Linked DNA regions of Homo sapiens: region 1 is linked to region 2. The links are chromatin contacts, found by POLR2A ChIA-PET in ENCODE. All regions are on one chromosome and are shown on one strand. The core of a region is the stretch at or near the end of the contact, and the rest is flanking DNA. Distances in the headings are between cores, read along the strand shown.

Region 1 (6,876 bases), core at 3,972-6,471, 300 kb before region 2:
ATATGCTAGTGGAGTACATCTGTAACTGCTAACAGTTTCTTCTGGAGAGAGAGAAAGGAGACCTAGGGATCTGAGGTAAGAGGAACAGTGGTTTTTGGACTGCTTTCATCTTTTACCGTGTGTGTGTGTGTGTGTGTGTGTGTGTGTGTGTGTGTGTGTGTGTGTAGTTTTCACTTAAAAAAAAAACTAATTAATTTTGGCCAGGCGCAGTGGCTCACACCTGTAATCCCAGAACTTTGGGAGGCTGAGCTGGGCGGATCACCTGAGGTCAGGAGTTCAAGACCAGCCTGACCAACATGGTGAAACTCCAGCTCTACTAAAAATACAAAAATTAGCTGGGCATGGTGGTAAGCCTCTGCTAAGCTACTCAGGAGGCTGAGGCAGGTGAATCACTTGAAACCAGGAGGCAGAGGTTGCAGTAAGCAGAGATCACGCCATTGCACTCCAGCCTAGGCAACAGAGTGAGACTCTGTCTCAAAAAAAAAAAAAAAAAAAACCTAATTTTTTGAAAGGTACTCCAACTTCCAGTTTTCCACAGAAAATACATTAAATACAAAAAAATTAGCCAGGTGTGGTGGCGGGCGCCTGTAGTCCCAGCTACTCGGGAGGCTGAGGCGGGAGGTTTGCTTGAGCCCAGGAGGCTGGAGGTTGCAGTGAGCCCAGATTCTTCCACTGCATTCCAGCCTGGGTGACAGAGTGAGACCCTGTCTTAAAACAAAACAAAAACAACTAAAAGTTTCTCAGAATAAAAAAATATATATTTATTTGAGTGAGTCTGAACTGTAAAGCCTGAGATAGAACTATCTCCAAAAGATACAATGAGAAAAGCTAGTTTTAGAACAATATCTATAAATAGTATGGCTCTAAGTTTAAAAATGTAAAATCCAAACTAATGTTTTATAATAAGACTATATATTACTTGTTTAATTTTTTTGATGGAATATTTATTGTCTAAATTTTGGTAAATGCAGAGAAGTTTAAGGAAGGAAATAGAAAATGGCTCAATACACTTCCCCACAAAAATAATACCTGTTAGCATTCCAGCTTCATCTTTCTTTCTTCTTTCATGTCTTTCCTCCTTCCTTCCCTCTCTTCCTTCCAACCTTGCTTCCTTCTCTTTCTTTCCTTTCTTCCATCTGTCATGTATATATATAAATTACAGTTGTAATTGATCTATGTTCTGCTTTACTCCCTTCACATATAAGTATTCTGCCATGTTGGCCGGGTGCAGTGGCTCACTCCTGTAATTCCAGCACTTTGAGAGGCCAAGCGGGCAGATCACAAGGTCAGGAGTTCGAGACCAGCCTGGCCAACATAGTGAAACCCCATCTCTACTAAAAATACAAAAAATTAGCCAGACATGGTGGCAGGCGCCTGTAATTCCAGCTATTCAGGAGGCTGAGGCAGGAGAATCACTTGAACCCGAGAGGCGGAGGTTGCAGTGAGCCAAGATGGCTCTGTTGCACTCCAGCCATGGTGACAAGAGTGAATCTCCATCTCAAAAAAAGTATTCTTCCATGTCAATAAATATTAATTGAAACCACAATTTTAAGTAAGTAATATCACTTTATATGAATATATAATTTACTGAACTATCTTCTTTTTTTGGCTTGTTTTTTCTACTGTATAACTTGATGAAAATCCTAATATGCGAAACCTATCTGTATTTTCTATCTTTCCTACTGGAAAATTTCCTAGAAGTGGAATTACTGGGTCAGGAAATATGAACATTTTAAAGAAATTGTAAGGCCTAATTTTTTCCCCAATAAGTGGTTGTACTCATTGTTGTGTCCATATACACTCCTACCAAACATACAGGAATGCCTGTTTTCTTCATCTTGACACTGGGACTAGTCCTTTTTAAAATTCTTTAAGACAAACACATCCTTTAATTTAAATTTATTTTTCTTTTAGAGAGAGATGAGGTCTTGCCCCTTTGCCCAGGCTGGAGTACAGTGGAATGATCATAGCTCACTGCAGCCTCAAACTCCTGGGCTTGAGCAATCCTCCTGCCTCATCCTCCAAAGTAGCTGAGACCACAGATGCGTGCCACCACCACCACACCAGTTTTGTTTTGTGTTTTGTTCATTTGTTTGTTTGTATAGACAGGGTCTCACTTTGTTGCCCAGGCTGGTGTTAAATTCCTGGTCTTGATCTTCCTGCTTTGGCATCCCTAAGTACTGGGATTACAGCCATCATGCCCCGCCTAAATCTCTTTACAAGAGATATTGAAAAATTTTAGACATTTATTGAATATTTGTATTTTTACATTTTTAACATTTAACATGTTAAAAATAACATTTTAAAAATATTTCCAAATAATAATAATTCTTTCACTTTGAAGTGGGGGGGGGGGGGATGTGCGCGCACGCATGCGTGTCTATTTCTAGGTGCTGAAAGATAAAGTACACAGAGTTACCACAAGAGGTCCCTAGCACACAAATTATATTGAAATCTTAAGCCTTCTTGAACTTAATTCCCAACAAGCCAGGATCTCCATAACCAGATAGGTTCATTAATTCCGAATTTTAGGGGCTCCCAACAATTGGCAACAGTGTACTGAAGAGAACAAGGGACAGTAGCTCGGCAATTCAGAAAGTGGGGTTCAAGCAGTGGTTTATTCCTCTGCATGCCACCCGGGCCCTCCTTCATTTCCCCACCTCGACCTCCTGTAACTTGATTCTTGTCAGATATATTCACTCTGAAATTTCAAAAGAAATAATCACTTCATGTCTGGGATGCCCTTCAGTCATTCATTTGATTGTTCATCGAATATTTATTACTCTGCGTAGTTAATCATTGAATGATGGTTTTTATTTTCTTTTAACAGAAAAAATTAGCTGCTATGTGCCACTGTCCTAGGTACTGAGAATATAATGATGAGCAAAACCAGACACTGTCCCCAGCCTTACAGAGCTCACACCTGTGACATCCATCCTAGCATATATAAGCAGACTTTCAGAAAATTCACCCTAACAGACGGCTTTGCCTTGTTAGGAGACATCATGCGCAGCCCACAAGGGATGTGTCTGCTGCTCTAAGATCCAGAACATTGTCTCTGTGACCCATGACTACATCCTACTGTGTCGTGAGTATTAAGCCATCTAGCTATGTATGAGATAAGGCTTTTAAAATTTCTTTCTAAAAAACTTTACAGTGTAATATACCTATACTGTAAAGAGTTCAGATTATATGGAAAAGTAAGTAACCAAATGAAAATCACCCATAGTCACAATCTTCAGATAGTTATTTTTAACAGAACTCTTTTTTATAAACAAATCATTATATATCTACACATTTGACATTCATTGACTACTCACTATGTAGAAAGCATATCCCAAAGCTGTGTCTTATTTTACTTAGGTTGCCAATAACAAAAATCATAGGCTGGGTGGCTAAAACAGTAGCAAGTTATTTTCTCATCATTCTGCGGCTAGAAGTCCAAGATCAAGGTTCTGGTCAATTTGGTTTCTGGTGATGGGTCTCTTCCTGCCACCTTCTCACTGTGTCCTCATACGGCCTTTCCTGGGTATGTGAATGGAGAGAGCCTGAGAAAAAACTCTTCTTAGTGTCTCTTTTTATAAAGACACTAATCCTATTGAATCAGAGCCCTCCCTTAAGACCTCATTTAACCTAAATTACTTTGTTACTCTAAATCCTGAAGGTTAGGGCTTCAATATATGAATTTGGGGATAGGGGGACACAAACATTCAGTTCGTAACAGGCTGCAAAGTCTCTGCAAATGAACAAGGCACACTCTTTGCCCGCTTTTCACTTATGCAAGAGTCCATGGTGCAAACTATGTTTCTGCCTCTTTGTGTTTTGTTTACCTTATTATCTTTTGCAATTTCCACCAGTGCCAGATAGACGAGGTTAGGAAAGGAAGGGAGAATCAAGAAAATTTTACTTTCCTCTCGGTTTGGAAAATATTCTGTAGAAAAGGAGGTTGATGCTCTCAGCTACTCCAAAGATCCTTAAAAGATAATGGTGAAGCATTTGCCATGTCTCCTTCTCCAGTGTCCTGGCTGTCCTCTGGGGCTTCCCACAAGGGTTGGGGTTGTTCAGTACATATCATGGGCCCCTCTTTACACTGATCTACTCTAGAAAGGAGCAATAATTCCAAATTCCCCTACTTTAGGGCAAGGCCAGGACTTGGAATGAGTTTCCCGATGGAGCCTGCCACTCACTGGGTCCTTTGTGGGAATCAGCACATGGAGAAGACTAAGTTTTATGGACTGAATTGTGCCCCTCCCCCCAGAAAATCATGCTGGAATCCTAACCCACAGTGTCTCAGGATAGGACTGTACTGAAGATATGATGATTAAATTAAACAAGTTGATTAAATTAGGATGAGGTCCTATGGGTGGGCCCTAATCCAAAGTGCATGTGTCTTTATAAGAAGAGGACATCTGGACACACAAGGAGACACACAAGACATGTGTGCATACAGAGGAAAGGCCACATGAGAACACAGCAAGAAGGCAGTCATCTGCAAGCCAAGGAGAGAGACAGAAGAAACCAACCCTGCTGACACTTTGACATTGGACTTCCAGTCTCCAGAACTATGAGAAAATGAATTTCTGTTGTTTAAGCTACCCAGTCTGTGGTACTTTGTTATGGCAGCTCTAGAAAACCAATGCACCAAGCTATAGTGCGGAGTCAAAAACGTTCCTGTCTCGTCTGTGTAACTTCATGTCTAATTTGCAGTGAGTGAAAGTAAAGGTGAGGAAGATGGATGTGACTAGGTCACTGTCTTAGTCCATTTTTGCTATAACAGAATACCACAAACTGCATAATTTATAAACAGTAGAACTTTATTTGGTTCATGATTCTAAGGGCTGGGAAGTCCAAGATCCAGGGGCTGCGTTTGGTGAGGGCCTTCATACTGGTCATCTCATTGGCAGGAAGTGGAAGGGCAAGAGAGCATGTGCTAGAGAGAGCAAGCAAACAAGACAGCTGAACTCGCTTATATAACAAACCCACTCTCATCATGACTCACCCACTCCTGAGATGGCAACATTAATCCATCCATGAGGCCAGAAGGCCTCAAGATCTAATCACCCCTTAGGAAGGCCCACCTCCCAACACTGTTGCATTAGAGATTATGTTCTCAACACATGGACTTTGAGGGACACATTCCAATCACAGCAGCCGCTAAGGAAAGTGAACATAGGGCTGGATTTATTTGTTCAGCAAACATTTCCTAATGACTCACACTGTTGTGAGTAGCATTGAGTGAAATACGGTCTCTACTCTTGAGCAGCTCATGACCCAGCAAACCAATTATCAGAGTGTGGCATGAGAAGTGCCACCTAAGAGAGAGATAAACTGGAGAAACTATAGGAAAAGAGAAGAGGAGACCAGAAAGACTTGTGAGAAGAAATTACACTGCTGTTGAAGTCTGAAAGAAAACTAGGATCTAGTTTGGAAGGAAAGAAAAACAGCAATCCAGGAAAAAACAAACAAACAAACGTGTGCAGAGCTGTATGGACTTGTGACAGCATGGTAAATTTAGAGACTTGCAGGTATGCCTGGAGCAATGGGGCCTGAAGGAGAGAGAAGGGGGATAGTTTTAGAAAGAGTCAGGGGCCAAATCCTGAAGGGCCTTGTGTGTAGATACTATCATTGACCTAGCGCTTATTCATTCTCCCCATCTTCCTTATAGTAAAAAACAAAACAACCACTGGAAAAAAAATCCACTGCTTAGTATTTATATTCCCTATGTTCCCTTGCTGTTAAGGTAGCTGTGACAACAGTTCTGGCAAAAGTGCAAGTCTACTGGGAATTTCTAGAAATGTTCTACTTTCCTGATCAGAAACCATCTTCCCTTCTCACTTCATCTTCCTACCTGGAATGCAGCTTTGGGGGTGTACCTGGATCCTTGATAACTTCTTCAAGCTGCTGCCTCTTGCTCTGTACTGTTCATTTCTCTTTGGTTAAGCTACTATGTTTGGGTTTTTCTGCTACCTACAGCCAAACACCATCCTGATATCACTGGTTTTACAGAAATTCAGGTAAAGAAGCTGTGAGAATGTGGTCACCCACTCTGGATAAAGATGGTGAAATGAAGTCTTCACAGCTAGAAGTCAGGAAACTTCCTGTCTTATCTGTATAACTTCATGCAGTGAAACTAGGGGTGACAGGGTCAATTCACAAATTATTAAGAAACTCAAAAATTATTAAGAAAGCAGAATCAATAGAATTTGGTGATTAATTGGATGTGACCTATTGGGAATTATCATCAAGAGATGACTTTTCTCGCCTTCTAAGTTCCTGAACTACAAATTCCACTTTCCTCTTACTTATTTTTTCCAACTCAATGTTTTTTCTTTCTCTCAGCATTTTCCATTCCCCATTTCAAGAAGCTGGCCAGTTTTAAATGTGTCTTTGTTCAGGGGCATTTGTGTAGTTGGACCTGAAAGAGATGTTGCACAAGACAGCCCCCTCTCCTGGCTTTTATTTTGAAAAATCTTCATTTGTCTTGGGAGTATGCTGGTCATTTTCTAGGGACAGGAGAGTGACCACTCACTGCCTTCAAGCAAGGAATCAAACCCAATGAGATAAGCTAGAGGGATTTGCTGAGACTAAAACAGGGAATGAGGGAATATAGCCTCCTCTGGTGTTTCCAGCTTCAGTGAGAGATCCCAGCTGGTGGTTCAAGCTGCTAATCTAGGACTCACCTTCACTCACCCCTCTCCAGTATTTCCTCCCACATTTAGCCCATCACCTACTCCTTTCTATTTTATTCTCTGAATATCTCCTGTGTCCCTCCATTTCTTTCAAACTCCACTGCCACAATCACCCAACCATACTCCATAAAATGATCTTTTCAAATTTGGAGTATTTTATAAAGTATGCAAATATTTTAATGGCCTC
Region 2 (6,613 bases), core at 1,384-3,883:
GAGAACCCTGGAGTCCCAAGGTCCCTGGGTGGGCACTGCTTGTGGTTGGTCATATAACATTCAGTGAGTTACAGAAGGCTGGGTGGTGAGCTGTCATTAGCAGATGTCTTCCTACCTCTGAGAACAAGGGATAGGCATGACTCCTCCCTTTGTCTCTAAGGATGCTGGTACATGCTGTCTCAGAACCAGAGGGGAGAGGAGCTGTCTTGGAAGGGGCTGCTGGAATTGCACCTGGACACCAGGGGCCAGGCATTAGCCCTCCACGAGGAGCAGAAAGAAGGGGAGACAGAGAGAGGAGACCACCTGTCCATCTTCCTCTCTCCAGGCTTAGCCTACATACACAAACTCTAACTCACAGGGGGGCCTAGAAAGATATCAGAGTCTACAATGGGCATAGCATTAGTCTCTGTGAACTATGGTTACTGGGTAGAACCTACAAGAAAAGCAAAGTAAGACAGGTAAAGGAGAGGAGGAGCTTGTGCCCAGCAAAGGATCCCCACTACCCACTACCAAATGGGAAACATCAGGGTTTAGAGAAAATGTTTTCTTGTTTTTTTTTTTTTTTTTTTTTTTTTTGAGACAGGGTCTCACTTTGTTACCCAGGCTGGAGTGCAGCAGTGCGATAGTGGTTCACTGCAGCCTCAATCTCCCCAGCTCAAGCAATCCTCCCACCTCAGCCTCCCTATTAGCTGGGGCTATGGTAGTCACCACACCCAGCTAATTTTTGTGTGTGTGTGTGTGTGTGTGTGTGGTTTTTTTTTTTTTTTTTTGGTAGAGATGGTGGTTTCCCTATGTTGCCCAGGCTCGTCTCGAACTCCTGGGCTCAAGCGATCCACTGCCTCAGCCCCACAAAGTGCTGGGATTACAGGCGTGAACCACCACACCCAGTTTAGAGAAATGTTTGCTTTGGTTTACTTTGCTTTCCTTCACTGGGGTCTGGCCTGGGTTGTGATCTGGAAGTGCTCCCTACCTTCTCTGGCTCTCCCCGCTTCATTACTTCACTAGAGTTTCTCCCTATAAATCTATTGCTCACTGAATCCTGCCTTGACATCTGCTTCTTGGAGGACTCAAACTAAATCAGGGGGGTTACAACTGCAGACAAGGATTGAAATCATTCCTACCTATCACTCATCCTTATGGCCCTGTGGTTTCCTGTGTGGGCAGGGCAGGTATAGGGGCAGGTGAGGGGAAGACTTTAGAGGGGACGAGATTGCCCCAGTGACCCATCTTTGAGCAGCTCACTTCCAGAGGGATTCTTTCTTCCCTTTCTTTTTTATATTTGGGGAGATGACTAAATGGTTTTGAAAACGTCTCAGTGTTTGGCACAATCTGCCCGAGCATAGTGATACGACTGCTCTGTTCACAACTACGCTGCAATTTTAGACAAAATTTTCAGAGCATCTCAGCACCTAACAACGCATAAAAACCTGGTGGTAATTTCAAGATACGTAACATCTGCTTATTTCATTTTGTTACAAGTCACCTGGGCAAAAACTCTTCCTAACTCTGCCCCATAAATGAGCTAATATCCAAATAGAACATTCTGCTTAACAGCAGTAGCAATTATCCTGTGGCAATCCATTAAAAAAGCCTTAAAGGTATGTCGCTTCTCCAGGTTAACAAAACAAAACCATTATTTTTCTTTGTAGCTCAGATGGGCTATTTGCTCTTTGTAGCTCAGATGGGCTATTTGCTAATGTCTTACCAGCTCTAACAGCTTATTCTCTGAGAAGGAAATAGTCGTGGTTTCTTTGAGAAAAACTAGTCCTCCTATCTTGGGGTTTTAAATAAAAGGATTTGGGAACCATTTAAAGTGCATTGTAAAATAATGTGGTTCTACAATAGCATTATGGCCCCCGCACTTTCCAATCATTTTAAAAGCATGCCTGCCTATTACATCTATTCAAGATTTTCCAGTGGAGACCTTTGAGCATTGTTGTGAAATAGATAACAAAGACACTGAGTTCCACAGCGATTTCTCCTCTCATTATTTTTTTTCAAACTGCTAGAATGTAATTCAGGAAAAAGATAGGTTGATTAAATACATCTGCAAGAACCTTCTGGCTTTGGAAGCAGGAGAAGCCCACACTGGTCACCTTCAGTTTATTATATATCCTGACCCCTCTTCGGCACGTGTCTTTCTTCAGGTCAGTTTTCTGTTTCTTCTGTATAGTTTTGGAAGATGCCTAAAGAAAAATGCCTTGGAAAAGACTACAAGTTGACATCACTATTGTAAGGTATATGGGTGTACATTGGTCAAGAATTAGGCTGAGGCTGACATCCAGGCCTGCTTGAGTCAGTGGGATTGTTGCGCAGGTGCACACCTCCACTTGTTATATAACCTGTTTACGTAAGCTCATTCTTGGCTCGGAATTTACTTACTATGGTCTGTAAAAGGTATAACTGCCCTGCTGACACTGTACAGGCACTCCTGGGCTCAGCTTGACATGGCTTGGGGGTGCACTGGCGCCCAGAGAAAGAGAACCAGAGCTGTCTGTCTTGCAGATGGACAGAGGGGAGCCAGGGCATGGCACAGCTCGACATGGCTGGCGCTGGTGGCCAGAGGGAAAGAGTTAAGCTGTTGACCTTGAAGACAAGGGAGAGCCGGCCGTGCAGCTGTGTGTGGGAGCAGCCAAGCCGCAGAGCCGGCTGCTGAGAGGAGCTGCGGAGCCGCAGCAGACCGCCGAGATAAAGGCGGACAGTGTAATAGAGCTGCCGGTGAGAGAGCTGTTGAATAAAACTACATTTCACCTGCTTAGAGCCCCCCGAGTGTTCTTTCAGCTATTCGCCTATCCACCCACTCCCCTCGGACCTCAGTACGGGCCCGAACCTGACCCTGGACCTGACAATTGGCGTAGTTGTGGACCTAACAACTATCTTGATGCCATCTGCCAGGACCTGAGAAGAGTCTGGGCCTCTTAGTGGGGCAAGCATTGCAGGCGGTAATCCTCATCTTGCATCCCTTGGCCAAACTCTAAGAGTGTAGGAAATGACTGATAGTAGTCTGAATGGGTAGAATCCTGTCTGTAGCAACTTAGCTTTCTGTGTTCCAAGCAGGTTTTCTCTGAACCCTCTCTCTACCCCAAAGACAAAGCTCTCACATCAACATGGGATCAGAACTGGTTACCAGTCTGGGGTTTACAGCTGATCTTGAATCCTGATTCTCAGCCTATGCTTAATTTTCTGTGGTGACAATTAAAGCTCATTAAAAAGCTGACACATTGTTTCCAGCTTGTCTCTGATTTAATTAAAAGTCTTAAGGAGGGAGGAGCAGAAACCATATTAGTCACAGAAAAAAAAAGTCTGGGGCCTCCCTTTTTATCTCATGAAATTATTTATAATTTGAGAGTTATTCAGCGACTTCCATGAAGAGCCCCTTCTGTTGAAATGTTAAAAGAAGATGAAGTTAAACCTAATCAGTATGTTGTCCTTCATCCAGAGGAAATATTGACGAGCTGAAATAGAATCACTGACAGCCACCTGCCTTCTTGTCAATTCATCTTAGAATTTAAACTGAAGGAGAAATGACAGATAATGAAGAACAAGTTTTTTCAATGCAGAAAAAGTTGACTGGAGACTTTTTATATTTCAGCCTGATAAATATAATTTCAATCTTCTTTTTACCCAAATTAAAATATCTAAGTAACTCAGGCTGTTGCTTTTATAGTGTGGTGCATAAAACTGTATTGATTTAAACAGTAATAAGTACTCAACTTGTTATTTAACCTTATTGTCATAGTTTCTGATAGGAATATCTTCCAGGGAATTAGAAGAAACAGTTTTGGAAGTGAGGTTTGGGTCTTTACGTCCCACCTATTTTGGGATGGTGCCCAAAAGTGCACCAAGAGCCCAACTGAAAAAAGTTGACATTTTAGCTTGCTATTGGAAGGTAATTTTTTAAAATAACGCAGCTTTTGAAAAATTAAGAATCAAGGTAAATCCTTGGCTAAGCCTTTATAACTAATGAATTTTTGAAAGACTGTATACTCCTGAGAAGTACTAAATGTATTTAACTGCTTGAAAAGATTAATTAGCTCATTGCTATAGGAAACACCCTGTTCCATTTTGTATCCATGAAGGCCATGGGTCAGCAACCAATAGCAGGCTAATGGGGCTAGACCAGATTGGTTACCTGTTTAACCAGTGGTTCTCAATACCTGAAGGTGCTCAACCTTTCAGTGTCTATTAGACTCACCCAAAGGACTTTGAAAACTAATGGCCGGGCACTGTGGCTCATGCCATTACATAATCCTAGCACTTTGGGAGGCCAAGGCAGGTGGATTGCCTGAGCTCGCAGTTTGAGACCAGCCTGGGCAGCATGGTGAAACCCTGTCTCTACTAAAAATACAAAAAAAAAAAAAAAAAAAAAAGAAAAATTAGCCAGGCCTCGTGGTGTTCCTGCAGTCCCAGTTACTCAGGAGGCTGAGGCACGAGAATGATTGAACCCAGGAGGCGGAGGTTGCTGATCTTGCGGAGCTGAGATTGTGCCACTGCACTCTAGCCTGGGGGGACAGAGTGAGACTCCATCTAAAAAAAAAAACTATTTATGCCCAATTTCAGTCCTGGTGCCCCCGCCCCAGGTCCTGACTTAATTGGTCTGGGATCAGGTGCATGCTTCTGTAAGCTTTTGAAGCTTCTTAGGTGAATCTAAGTGCTTTATCCCAAAGCAGTTCAAGCAGGTGGTGCCAGAATCACAAAGTGAGGAGAGAGAATTTCTCCGACCAAATTTACTTTTGGCAATTACACTGCCATTGCCCTGAGTTTATGTGTGGAAAGTTCAAGTTTTGTGCACATGAGTGTGTGTGTGTGTGTATTTGTGTGTGGGTGTGTGTGTGTGGCAGTGAAGGGTACAAAAATTGTTTAAAATTTAGAATCTTTTCTCTGATAGTCGGGGTTGGGGAGGTCCCTATTTTTGTCCCTCTCTATACCATACCACATAGGGACTGGCTTTTTGGATTAGTTATCCATGGCTCAAAGTCTGTGGAGTCCCAATTTCAGTAAGTTTTTAAGGAGAGCTTTTCAGAAATGATATTCCATACCCCAATTCTCCCTTATTTTGGACCAGGATAGAACCAGGCTTTTTAGTTTTAACTAGTTTTAAAAAGTCTTATTTATTTTTTTACTTTGGGGAAATAAAATGTATTCCTCATTACTAATAAATGCCTCATCTAGCATGGGGCTGGATTTGTAAGTGGGATGTATGCTTAATGTAGCTGTGAATGTAATTTTACAATTAGAGTTGGTGCCCACCTTTAAGATTGGCTTATATTTAAAAGCTGATAAATAAGAACTGATCGTTTGAAATCTGGGGCACATCTTTCTCCAGAGAGGATGTCATCTTTGATGGGTGAAATTTCTATAATGGCTTTCAAAGTTTTGTGGTCCAAATGTAGCTGATCCCTAATACTATACTTGTTTGGTTGCTGAGCACAGGTGAATTTGGTCATGGATGGAGCAGGGAGGATCAATCATACTGTACTTATTAATTTGCAACTTGCCTTTTTCTCTTAATATGATATTGAGTTTGTTCAATGTGAGTATTTTTCTCATTTTGTTTTCTTTTTCCCTGAAAGGGGGTTAGACATGTAAAACATTAGGAATAAAGTAGGCACCTTGGCTAAGCTTGTATTTCCACTCAATTACCAGATACATCCAACCAGAAAGAGTCTTTGTTCTTGTTTCACATTCTTTGGCCTCCTCAATTCAAGCTGCCTAATAAACACTTGTACTTCACTTCTAACTTCCTTCTTTGGTTCCCCTATCAGTTTAGACCAGGGAGTCCAAGCATGTTCGAATGGATGGAATCAGTAGTGTATTCTCAGTGGCTTGGCGAGGGACAGAATTTCTCAATCTTCCATAGCATTATTTTACAGAAGTGGTCTGTTGGCAAACAGCTCAGACTGGCCAACCACTTTTTTTTGACAGTGTCTTGATCTGTCAACCAGGCTGGAGTGCAGTGGCATGGTCATAGCTCACTGCAGTCCCAAACTCCTAGGCTCAGGTGATCCTCCCACCTCAGCCTCCCAAGTAGCTCAGACTATAGGTGTGCACCACCATGCCTGGCTAATTAAAAAAGTTTTTTTAGAAACAGGGTCTCACTTTGTTGCCCAAGCTGGTCTTGAACTCCTGGCCTCAAGCAATCCTCCTGCCTCGGCCTCCCAAAGTGATGGGATTACAGGTGTAAGCCACCACACCCAGCCTTTCAAACCACTTTTCTTATTATCTTTGCAATGCATTTAATATTCCCATTGTGGTTGGTATGCTTGGCATGGCTGAACTCCTCACAGTGATGTGCCAGGATCTACAGTAATCAACACTGTCTTGGGATGTAAGAGCTGATGCATTGAGCAGCAGAGCAGGTGCGTGACAGGATATTACGCTAATTATATGTGGGAGAGAAGGTGACCTGTTTATCTCAGGAAGAAAATGAACATGCAAAGCATTTACTCAGGTTGACTGGGGTACCTTATACAGCCTTCCTGTCTTTAAAAGCAAAAGTAATATCTTTATAAAAGCTCTCTCTGAAGTACAAATGACATGACGAAGTAGTAAATGTACCATTTATTATTAACTCGACTTTTAGCCTTGAACTGACTGTGGAATAGAATTGTAC

What was found. ChIA-PET counts read pairs that join two places held with the same protein, here RNA polymerase II (POLR2A).
Region 1: POLR2A ChIA-PET joins it to region 2 with 11 read pairs in BJ. The contact joins two enhancer-like sites. POLR2A ChIA-PET finds 5 or more read pairs at or near these places in 2 of 52 experiments (BJ and activated T-cell).

The regions. Positions count from the first base shown.
Region 1 is chr5:74,915,241-74,922,116 of GRCh38, reverse strand. No RefSeq gene overlaps it. Among named protein-coding and RNA genes, the nearest start is that of FAM169A, 52 kb to the right of the region's middle. Within about 2 kb of position 5,221, at least 5 of the 41 ENCODE cell types and tissues checked have a DNase peak (open chromatin) inside an H3K27ac peak, as active enhancers do.
Region 2 is chr5:74,612,696-74,619,308 of GRCh38, reverse strand. No RefSeq gene overlaps it. Among named protein-coding and RNA genes, the nearest start is that of ENC1, 25 kb to the left of the region's middle. Within about 2 kb of position 2,633, at least 2 of the 41 ENCODE cell types and tissues checked have a DNase peak (open chromatin) inside an H3K27ac peak, as active enhancers do.